Linked DNA regions of Homo sapiens: region 2 is linked to region 1. A link is an interaction called in ENCODE POLR2A ChIA-PET data of the cell type or tissue named here. Cell type or tissue: HepG2. All regions are shown on one strand. Each heading gives the region's core, and the rest is flanking DNA. Links, peaks and the distances in the headings are about the cores only. Region 1 overlaps WDFY2 (WD repeat and FYVE domain containing 2). Region 2 overlaps WDFY2 (WD repeat and FYVE domain containing 2).

Region 1 (5,384 bases), core at 254-5,253:
GTGCGTGGCCACATGTAACCGTGATGGGACCATAGCTGCAGAAAGGTTTTCACAGAGATTTATTTTAAACCGTGGCGGCAACTCCGCATTGAGAGTTGTACATTGGTAATGGCTACACGTATATTTTGGTTAGAGGAAAGCACAGTGGGAAAGTGAGCGGAGTAAAAACATTCACAATATTCAGCAGCATTTGATTGGGGGCCTGGATACAGATGTTTCAATATCCTAGGAAATTCTTGCTCATTACCACCTAATCACATTCAGGAAGTCAATGTCAGGACTGGCAGGGAGTGTGGCAAATGCCGGAGGGGTCCAGCTAGACCACACGGGAGAAATCTGTTCCAATGTCAGGCTTATTACATTCTCAGCCTGACCCCCTGAAGAATCTCCTCACTTTAAAAAAAGAAAGAAAAAGATATCCATACGGTAATATGCCCACTGCAGCCAGGTCCAGACTTGGGCTGCAGTCCGGTGGATGTAGAGAATGGAAGATCCGTGTCCCTGGTTAGAAGTAGAGCGGTGGGCAGGCACTAATGTGGGGCCAGCACCTTCCCTGTTGTCCAGTTAGTAACGGTTTTTGTACATTTCATATAAAGATTTCCTTTTGCAAAATGACAGCACCTTGAAAAACAAAGTCATTTAAAAAGCAAGGCAAATGGTGTAAGACACAAATCCATAAGAGTACAATGGTTACAAGTGACGCTAGGGTTTTGGCCATACTTCATAGTGGCATATACTACTGACGTAAGGCTGCCATCCACTAAAATGATAAAAAGTGTATATGTGAAACATTTTTCAAATCATTTTCCCTTTTTTTGTGAGTGACAGCTCACCTTCTCATGCATCCCCGAGAACCAAGGGAAAAAAGAATCATAAGTAACAAGGTCAGATTCTCAATCTAACTTTTCAGCCAACCTGCAATTCTTGACACTTCCAAGAAAGTCAGATACTCTTCTTGACTTGTAAAGGTAAACATTTTGAGGTATCTATTTTTAATGAGATGGTACCATGATTAATTTCCACCCTTACCATCTTTAAAAAGAATTTTTTTTGCCCTACAAACTCATGAAAAGAAACTTCACCATCTTTTCTCAAAACCAAACCTAGCAGGCTCTAGATGGAAAAAGTCCAGAAAGCAACTCACTTGATATGATGGAAGACAACAAAGGCATGTGGTGATAGGCTCTCCGTTATCCAAGGGAAGCCAGCAATATGCGGGCAGGTCACTGGTGATGGGCTAGGCATGTCCAATAATAAACGAGACTCAGGGAATCAGAGAATCACAGGATTGGAAGGGACTTTAAGAATGATGATCAAATTCATCCCTCAAGCCTTTAATCTCCCTTTCAACATCTCTGGCAAAGGCTCTACACTGTGTGTTAAAAAAATTCCCTGGTATGGGACATGCAAGGAAGACATCCCATTCCAATTTAGGACCGATCTAATTTTTAGACACTGCTTTCATGTGTTAAACCTAAGTAGGCTTCTTGGTGGAAAGGAGATAATGCTTAAAGGCAAAAATACAAACCACAACCCTGGAGGGTTGACGTGGTTCTTGGTTAAGAAACTGAGCTGAAGTTTAAACAGGAATGCAGATGTTTCTGGACTAAGTTTTGGACATAGATCTTTGGGTCCTACAAGGAAAAGGCAAATGATGTGATAGCAAAGACAGGCGCTGCCATGCCCCTGCACGGTGTTCCTGCCTCCACAGGGCCAGGTCTCCCAGACAGACCTGTACCTGAATTGACGAAACTCTCTGCCTTCCTGTTGCAAGTGCCCCTGTAAGGAGGACCTCCCACATTGTACTGGAATCATCTGTGACTTGCAAGAGCAGGAAGTGGAGGGCAGCAGCTGCCTGTGTCTGCACCCAAACACTCGGCACCGCCTGTCCGTGCAACGCCACACTTGACTAGAACAATCCTCTCCTGCCACAGGGCCAGGGCTTTCCTTTTCCACAGTGGAGCAGCTGAGCCCAACACACCTTTGGCGTTAGTCTGGGAGTCCTTCCTGGTTGCGGGCCGTGCACTGATAGTCTCCACCTCCTCCTCTCAGACTCCAGTGAGAGGCTGTGCACCCAAAGATCCAGAATTAGTTACCCTGAGTCACCTTCAGTTAACAGTTCTAGGGATTTCCAAAGAAAAAGAAACTGATACTATTATAATATAAACTAATAGTAGCATTGGCTGCAGGAGGAGCCTCTGGGGAAACCCCTCGTGGTGAGCTGTGTGCTGCTTTCCTCTGAGGCCAGGGAGCAGCAGCATCTGATAGTGACGAGCTCAATTCTGGGATGGCAGCTGAGCCACTTGGCTGTTCTCCGGCAGCTCCAGCCCACTTGTGATCCCTGGACACACCACACTGACTCCAGCTCTCAGGCCTTTGTTTGTTTATGCTGTTTCTGAAGCCTGGAAAGTCATTTCCATTTTTCCCCCTTATGACTCACTCCTCATCCTTTAACACTGAGCTCAAAGTCCCTTTCCTCTGTGAAGCCCCTCCTGCCACACCTGCTGGGTTAGTGGCACCCTGGCATGCCTCTATCATAACCACATTGCACTGAAAAGACCCATTTACTCACTGTGTGACCTCTGCCCAGCCTGAGAATGGGCCTCAGACACCTTGCACTGCCAGTGCCTAAAGCCTGGTGGCTGGTGAGCGCTCAACACGGTTGACATGAACATTCAAATCTCAGGGATCATCTAGATAACTCAGTGTTCAACATGATCTTAATTTCTGTGTTTTCCAATCAAGTTAATAAATATCTGTCTTCGTACCAGGAAAAATTCAATATTATTTTAAAGGAGAAAAAATAAGAATGTATTGGTAAAATGCTTTCTCTCACTTCGAAATATCTTAGTGAACAAGAACACTGACATAGAATTAAAATTCTATGAACAGCCATAACCAAAGGAATCTCATTTAGTGAATATTTATGTCCAGTAACTGCAACCCACACTTAGAGCTATCCTTTTGCTTAAAAACAAAAATTTGGGCCTTAAGAAGTGATTAATATCAGGCAAAAATAAATTATACTTTTGTTTATTTATTCAGGGCCTTGCTCTGCTGCCCAGGCTGGACTGCAGTAGTGCAATCATAGCTCACTGCATCCTTGAATTCCTGGGCTCGAGTGATCCTCCCGCCTCAGCTTCCTGAGTAGCTGGGAATACAGGTGTGTGCCACCACACCCAACTAAGTTTTGAATTTTTGGTAGTGACAGGATCTTGCTGTGTGGCCCAGGCTGGTCTTGAACTCCTGGGCTCAGCAATCCTCCCACCTTGTCCTCCCAAAGTGTTCAGATTATAGGTGTGAGCCATGGCACCTGGCCTTTACTTTTATAAAATGAATCTCAGAAAATGAAAATGTGATATTCCATAAGGGCAGTGCTGTAAGCCTGGGAATCGCAGCCAAACGGGGCAGGGTGAATTTTAAGTGCCACTGGATTTCCATTTCAGTTTTGCCTCTGGGGTGGTCTGAGGGGAATGTATAGGAAGGAATTTATGTGGATGAAGGCAATAATTACCTCCCCCACCACAGGGCCGGAGCCAAAAAAACTGTCATATATGCTTTCGATAAGAGGAACAAAGCTGGTTCCAGAGAGCGCCCTGTCTCAAGGTGCTGAAAGTCTCTCCTCCCACTCATGCCATTACTAAGTAATGTTCAAAAACAGCTATTCCTTGAACATTCTTTTAGATTCTCTTGTTTACATCTCAGCCATATCTAACTGCCCTGTATAACTAATGTGTTTTCTGCTTGAAACACTCTAGATCTCTGAAGATCCCTTCCAGTTTTGTGACTTTATGATTTCTGGAAATAATTAAAACCAAATGAGAAACACGTTATGGTGGATTGACCCCATACAAAATGACATAAGATTCCAAATGCTTAATCTCAAACCATTTTGCTATTGTGAAGATACACTCAGGCAGTAATGTCAAGTAATGTCATTCGTTTGGAGGAACCAAGAACATGTGGTTGGTTTTGCCCCATCAGGTAGAGAACAACTCTGCGTATGATATGTGTAGATCTGCCACTTTCTCAGCGCAGGCATGTTAGGCATTATTTGTAAAAGCTGCTATATGTTTAAGTAATAGAGCAAAAATATATGTAAAGTGCAAATCCAACAGGGTAAAACAAGAATTATGAGAGTTCACCTAGACAGAACAAGAGCCAAGTGCTGGCGCCAGCTTTTACTCCTAAGGAATGGAGCCTCCATTTCCATAAAATGCTTGGAAGACACCCAACACCAGCACATATTTCTCTACAAATTACAAAAATGGGGGAGACACTTAATGCAAAACGCAAGAATTCACAGTATTACAAACACACAGTTGGTTTGCTAAACGCATTTCACCAAATTCAAGCACCCACACAGATGAGAGAAAAGGAAAGAGCAATGGATACCTTGACATATCTGGTTTTCTGATGATGATTCTCAACACCAGTGGGCTGTGAAGTGGCTTCAGCCTCTGAGTGGCTCTGTGGGCTGGGAGGGAGAAGGTAGAGTGGCGTGCAAGGTCACAGGCCAGAGCGACTGTAGAGGACATATGTGATCTGACGGGGACACTCTGCTTCCCGAATGAGGTCTGAACGCATCTAGACCCATCTCAGAACCCATACAGGCTTGCTGGGCGCCTGGGCCTTTGCTGCCCTAATACTGTGTTCCTCTCTCTGCCGGCAGGCCAAGCTCAAAGTTTAGGAAGGGAAAATGGAGTGATTCAGCTCTATTACTCATTTCCAACACACAGTCCTATATTACATACAACTTAGTAAGTGGCTGCAGCTTCTAGTAATAAACTACAAAATAGATATTTGAATATTTTAAATTTAATTCCCTTGTTAAAGTTCTCTCAAAGAGCAATCATGCAGAAAAGACTCAAAGTAGTTACAACAGTTTTGACTGACGCAAGCAAGGGTAGTCTGGACCAGGGCAGCGAGGCGACAAGTGCTAACAGCCTGTGCGGGGCATGCGTGTGTGCCTCTTCAGAGCTCCGGTCACATGGGCTGAGCCGGTCTGATGGCTCAAGTGACAGCTTCCATGTACCGTGGCTGCATGGGGCACATGCACTGGTCCTGCTTCCCAATGCTGGGGCAGCAGAATCACCTCTAGCAAGGCCCCATCCCAGGGAAACACACGTAGGGGCAGTACCTGAGGACAGCTTGTAGTACTTCCCCCTAGTTAGAGAAGTAATGAATGATTGTGAGGGCAAAAAACGGCTTTCCAGGAAAAGAGGGAAAATAATAGGGAGGATTTCAATTTCACTCCCATGTGTATTACTGCCAAAAAACCTGTAAAATCAGAAGAGAGCAAGACACTGTGGGGTGGGGCTTGGGTCGGGAAGGACAAGCAATTGGCCTGTGATCCTCAAGAGACTGGTGAGCTCCCTGATGCT
Region 2 (5,384 bases), core at 63-5,062, 130 kb after region 1:
CAGGCGTGGTGGCAGGCACCTGTAATCCCAGCTACTCGGGAGGCTGAGGCAGGAGAATTGCTTGAACCTGGGAGGCAGAGGTTGCAGTGAGCCAAGGTGGTGCCACTGCACTCCAGCCTGGGCAACAGAGAGAGACTCCATCTCAAAAAAATAAAACTAAAAAATTAAAAAATAAGTAAATAAATGTTTAGGGCTTCCTTATGGGGGGACTCTGCATTCTTCCCTTCCCTCTACTCCAACTCTGACCTATGGATAAATCCACTTAACCCAACCATGATGCACCCTATTGTTTTGATCAATAAACAAATGTCTTCACAAAAAAGTCCTCCTTGCTCTACTATAGTTCTTTCCTGGTACTGAATATATGGGGAAAAAAAAAACAAAACAAAAAAAACAGCCTTTTCCAATCTTATAGACATGCACCACCACACCTGGCTAATTTTTGCATTTTTTAGTAGAGACGGGGTTTTGCCATGTTGGTCAGGCTGGTCTCAAACTCCTGACCTCAGGTGATCCACCTACCCTGGCCTCCCAAGGTGCTGGGATTACAGGCGTGAGCCATTGCACCTGGCTGCCTTTTCCAATCTTAGTGCTAACAAGTATTATAAATTTACAAAAGCTTAATTGACTCTTACCTGGATTCATGATATATTTTTAAATCTTTGTGTATTAAAAGGCTAAAGTACTACTTTTCCTTAGGTTTGGTAAATATATATTGAGTATTTATCATGAATCAGGTCTAGTACTAGGAATACAAAGAGGGTAAAAATGGGTTCCTGGCCCTCACAGAACTCACAGAGTAAGATTTTCATCCACTACTTCTGAAAAAAAAAAAACACTTCTAGGGCTTTGCAAGACTACACTATCAGTTCTTGGTTGTTAAAGCCCTGTAATAATTCAAATAACTCTCATAAAGCCAAGCTCAGTTTTAATGACCTGAGAATTATTTAATCTTTACAATGGTCCTCTAAATTGGGATTATCCTCATGTCCATTTTGGAGCTGATGAACTGAGGCAAAAAGAAGTTAAGTAATTTAGGTAAGTAATTAATTTAACCTCTTAGAAATTAATCAAAGGAGCCAGAATTCAAACCCAGGCAACCTGTCTCCAAACATCATGCTCTTAACAACGATTCTCTCCTGTCACTGAAGAAAGACTAAAATAGTGTGGCACTGCACCAGATTAAACAGAATGACCAATGGGAAAGAACTGAAAGCTCAGAAACAGACCAAAGTATATATACTAACTAGCATATTAAAAATTTATTAAAAATCATAGGGGGACAAATGAATTACACAATAAAAGGTGCTGCCCTATTTATTTATTTGGTTCTAAAAACTTCAGGTGGTTTAAAGAATTACCTGTGATGGTCTAGAATCAAGATGATGCATGTGACTCCCTCCCCTCATCACTTCTTGCTAAAATGATCCAACTAATTCAGGAGAAAAAAAGTCTCCACCACTGACTGGCTACTTCATAAGTGACCCATCCACAAAAGTGACCCCTTGAGAAGAGCTAACAGGAATAATTTAGCAAACAGCAGAGTGAGCGGAGAGGCCAATTAGCAGCCAGTTCCCAGAACACCCACAACAAAACTGCTGCCATTCATCAATTATTTAGATCCAGATACCCTACTAAGTGCCTTAAGCCGTTAACAAATTTCAATATTATTATACACACGAGTAAACTGGGGCTCAGAAGTTGAACAAGATGACCAATGTTATACAGTTCTCAAGTAGCACAACCAAGATTGGAACACAAAGGCGATCAGACTCAAGTTTAAACTCTTAATCACTCCACTACACATGGGGTGGCCAAGTCCACCAGGATCCCCACTTCAGAGCCTACTGACAGCTCCAGGGTTGGAGCAGAGGCTGGAGGCCAGGCCAGTGCTGGAGCAGCAGCCATGCTGGTTGGAGTTTCTGCCTGGATGCCTAGGCCAGGCAGCTATTCAGGGGGAAGGGAAACTACCCCAGCGGGCCAGAAGCTGCCAAGGCAGACACAAAAGGAACACTGTTCCTGAACAAAGACAAAGTCTGCCCTGCAGTTGTCTCCCACTGCCTACAGCTTCAACCCTGCCCCACACAAACTATTAGAACTCTAAGCTGCAGATAAAAAAAATCACAGTAAATCTAACGTTTTTCCCTATTTTTGCCTGGAATGAAAAGAACTGAATAATGACCTACACAACCTCTGACAAAGCATATTTCAGTTACCAATAATGAACAAATTAGACCTACTTGGCAGATGAGTGAACAGAGAAGCTAGCAAACTAGACAGGGGAAAGACCCAGTATTTTAGGTGAAGTGAAAATGTTTGAATAATTAGGGTAACTGCTAGAAACAAGACAAGTTTGTACATTTAAAAATTTTTAAGATTGCACATTTTAAAATTTTCTCAGTGAGATTTAAACTTTTTTATCTGTATCATTGATTACAAAAGTTATTATGAAGAGAGATGAAAAAGGAGCAATAGGACATAGCAAATGAAAGTAAAAAGCAAAATGGGTAGCCTAAAGAAGAGATGCACTGAAATGCAGACTGGCTCCTGCATAAAACCAAACGGGAACCTGAAAGACCTGCTCCACGAAATCTCCCAGAAAGCACAAGAAAACAAGGAAAAATGGGAAATTATGACTGAAAAATATAGCACCTGAATGGTAGAAGATCAAATCTGTGTCTAATAGGTATTTCAGAAAGAGAAAACAGAAGAAATAATATTTAAGTAAAGAAAAAGTAATAAATAATGGGAAAAAAAACAGAACTCAAAATGAGTTTTTTAGAATATAATTATTCATTCAGAGCTTGGCAAAATTAATCACAAAAGAACCATGCTCATCCTAGGAGAGCTTTGGAATGTCAGAGAGAAAAAGAGTCCAATAGACATCCGCTCCTCCACCAAGATTAAAAAAATAAAAAGGAACATGAATGAGATGAACACTGGGTTTCTCATCTACCATACTAAGTGTTAAAAGACAATGGAGTAAGATTTATAGGACTCTGAAAAGATAAGTCTATGACACACAAATTCTAAATTTAGATGAATTATCAATACTATAATTATCATTACTATAACATAGAAGAAATACATTAATAAACAGGGGAATCAAAAATATACTTTCCACATACCTTATCTGTAGAAATATTCTTAAGGAAGGGAGGATATATAATCAACTGAAAAAATAGAATAAAAAACTCAAGAAAGTAAAAGATAAATAGAAGTATAAGAGAAACAGCAGTGAGCAATAAAGCTAACAAAGCTAGAGAGGTCTAGGCTGGCCACAGTGGCTCACGCCTGTAATCCCAGCACTTTGGGAGGCTGAGATGGGAGGACTGCTTGAGCCCCACAGTTCAAAACCAGCCTGGGCAACATGGCAAGATCCTCGTCTAAATAATGCGTGTCAATGTTGAAATCATAATGCAAATTATGCTTTCAACATTGTAAGTTGAAAGCATGCTTGAAGGAGCATAATGTAAAAAAAATGAACAAATGTTTCTCATTATTTCAACAAAATTTAGACGGTAAGGAGAAGAAAAGAAAATGTGCTGAAGTGATCACATGGCTTAGGAGAACTCCATAGATACTGTTCTAATGATAAACAAGTAAGTTCAAATTTTAATTACCCACAAGAAGAACAAAAATTGGACATATAACTTCCAAGTCACAGAGAATTGTTTTCCTTCTTTTTAAATTTTTTTTTTTTTTTTTTAGAGACAGGATCTTGCTTCATCTCCCAGGCTGCAGTGCGATGACACCATCATGGCTCACTGCTGACTGAAATTCCTGATCTCAAGTGATCCTCCCACCTCAGTCTCTCAAGTAGCTGAGACTACAGGCACAAGCCACCACACCCAGCTGATTTTTACATTTTTTGTAGAGACGGATTTCTCCATCTTGCCCAGGCTGGTCTTGAACTCCTGGGCTCAAGTGATCCTCCCGCCTCGGCCTCCCAAAGTGCTGGGATTACAGGCGTGAGCCACCATGCCCAGCTTGTTTTCTTTCCTTAAAAAACAGAAAAGCTTGCTGGGCATGGTGGCTCACGCCTGTAATCCCAGTACTTTGGGAGGCCGAGATGGGTGGATCACCTGAGGTCAGGAGTTCGAGACTAGCCTGGCCAACATGGTGAAACCCCGTCTGTACTAAAAATACAGAAAATTAGCTGGGCGTGGTGGCACACACCTGTAATCCCAGCTACTTGGGAGGCTGAGGCAGGAGAATCGCTTAAATCCAGGAGGCAGGGGTTGCAGTGACCCGAGATAGCGCCACTGCACTCCAGCCTGGGTGACAAGAGCAAAAAACTCTGTCTCAAAAAAGAGAAACTAAAAAAAAAAAAGAAAAACTTGAAAAAAAAAATTTCAGTGAAAGCTAAACAATCAGCATAATAACTTGAAAACATAACACAAAAAGCCAAGGGTAAGACCAAACATTCAGTAAACGCTAATGGGTTAAATACCCCTATAAAAGAGAAACCCCTCATCAACTGGGTGAAAGAACAAAATACCACCCATCTGACTGGGTTATTAAATGAGGCAATGTGTGCAAAAGTGCCACACGTATAGTTGTTCAAAAAGTATGCATAAAGAAAGAAAGAATGTTGCGGGCACTGTGGTGACCCAAACATAAAAAAAAAAAAAGAAAGAAAGGGAACTCTACCAGTTTAAAACACCAAAAAAATTCACTAAAATAATAATTTTTTAAAGTCTTATGATGAGCTGACAGGAAAATAAAACAAATCATCAGAAAACAAAAACAAAGTATATAGTCTGTGACTCAGAAATTCCACTTACAGAAATCTACTCTACATTCACATGCTATAAAAGTAAGAAATCGTACATGGGAATAAATAAGAAATTTAGGACAGCTTTCTCAGTTTAAGATGATTTGGGCTGCAAATAACAATACCTAACCTCAGTGATTTAAAGAAAACAGGGTCTGACTTAAAACAAAATGACTAGAAGGTAGTTCCAGGTTGATTCAGTAACTCAATGTCTTTAATGGCTAAGGCTCCATATTTCTGCTCTATCACTGTTAATGTGCTGGAGATATTATGTTAAGTGAACATAAGGTTTATAAGACTGTGTATATAAAATGATTTTAACTATACTAAGATCAAAGAAGAAGTAGTTAGGAAACATATTAATGTTTGCTAACATTAGTGGTTGCTCCAAGATTGTGGGATCATGAGTGGTTTCATACCTCCTGCTTCACATACTGTTTTTGTACTTTCAATATTTTTCAGATGTAATACATCTATAAACCAAAAAAAAAAAAAAAGAAAAGAAAGAAAGAAAAGAAAAAAAAATCAAAGAACTAAAGAGAACCGTTACTGAAGAAAACAAAAAGCCTCAATCACCCCTTGGCCACAGTGACATAGCTACTTTCTC

What was found. Peaks named below come from ENCODE experiments on the same cell type or tissue, not always from the same donor. Only the 100,000 strongest peaks of a DNase experiment are listed, where the experiment ranks them.
Region 2: POLR2A ChIA-PET joins it to region 1 with 6 read pairs; 7 of 35 experiments call an interaction of 5 or more read pairs at or near these places.

What each region holds. Positions count from the first base shown.
Region 1 is chr13:51,761,452-51,766,835 of GRCh38, reverse strand. It overlaps WDFY2 (WD repeat and FYVE domain containing 2), which reads right to left. Exons shown (of 12, transcript NM_052950.4): 12 at 1-5,384. It also overlaps a transcript of DHRS12 not described here. Among named protein-coding and RNA genes, the nearest start is that of DHRS12, 40 kb to the left of the region's middle. RefSeq lists an enhancer at 1,996-2,315. In HepG2, for the core only: no CTCF peak of the experiment used is centred there; a DNase peak (open chromatin) is centred at 2,405.
Region 2 is chr13:51,629,717-51,635,100 of GRCh38, reverse strand. The region is part of intron 1 of WDFY2 (WD repeat and FYVE domain containing 2); the gene reads right to left. Among named protein-coding and RNA genes, the nearest start is that of WDFY2, 48 kb to the right of the region's middle. In HepG2, for the core only: no CTCF peak of the experiment used is centred there; DNase peaks (open chromatin) are centred at 1,990 and 3,760.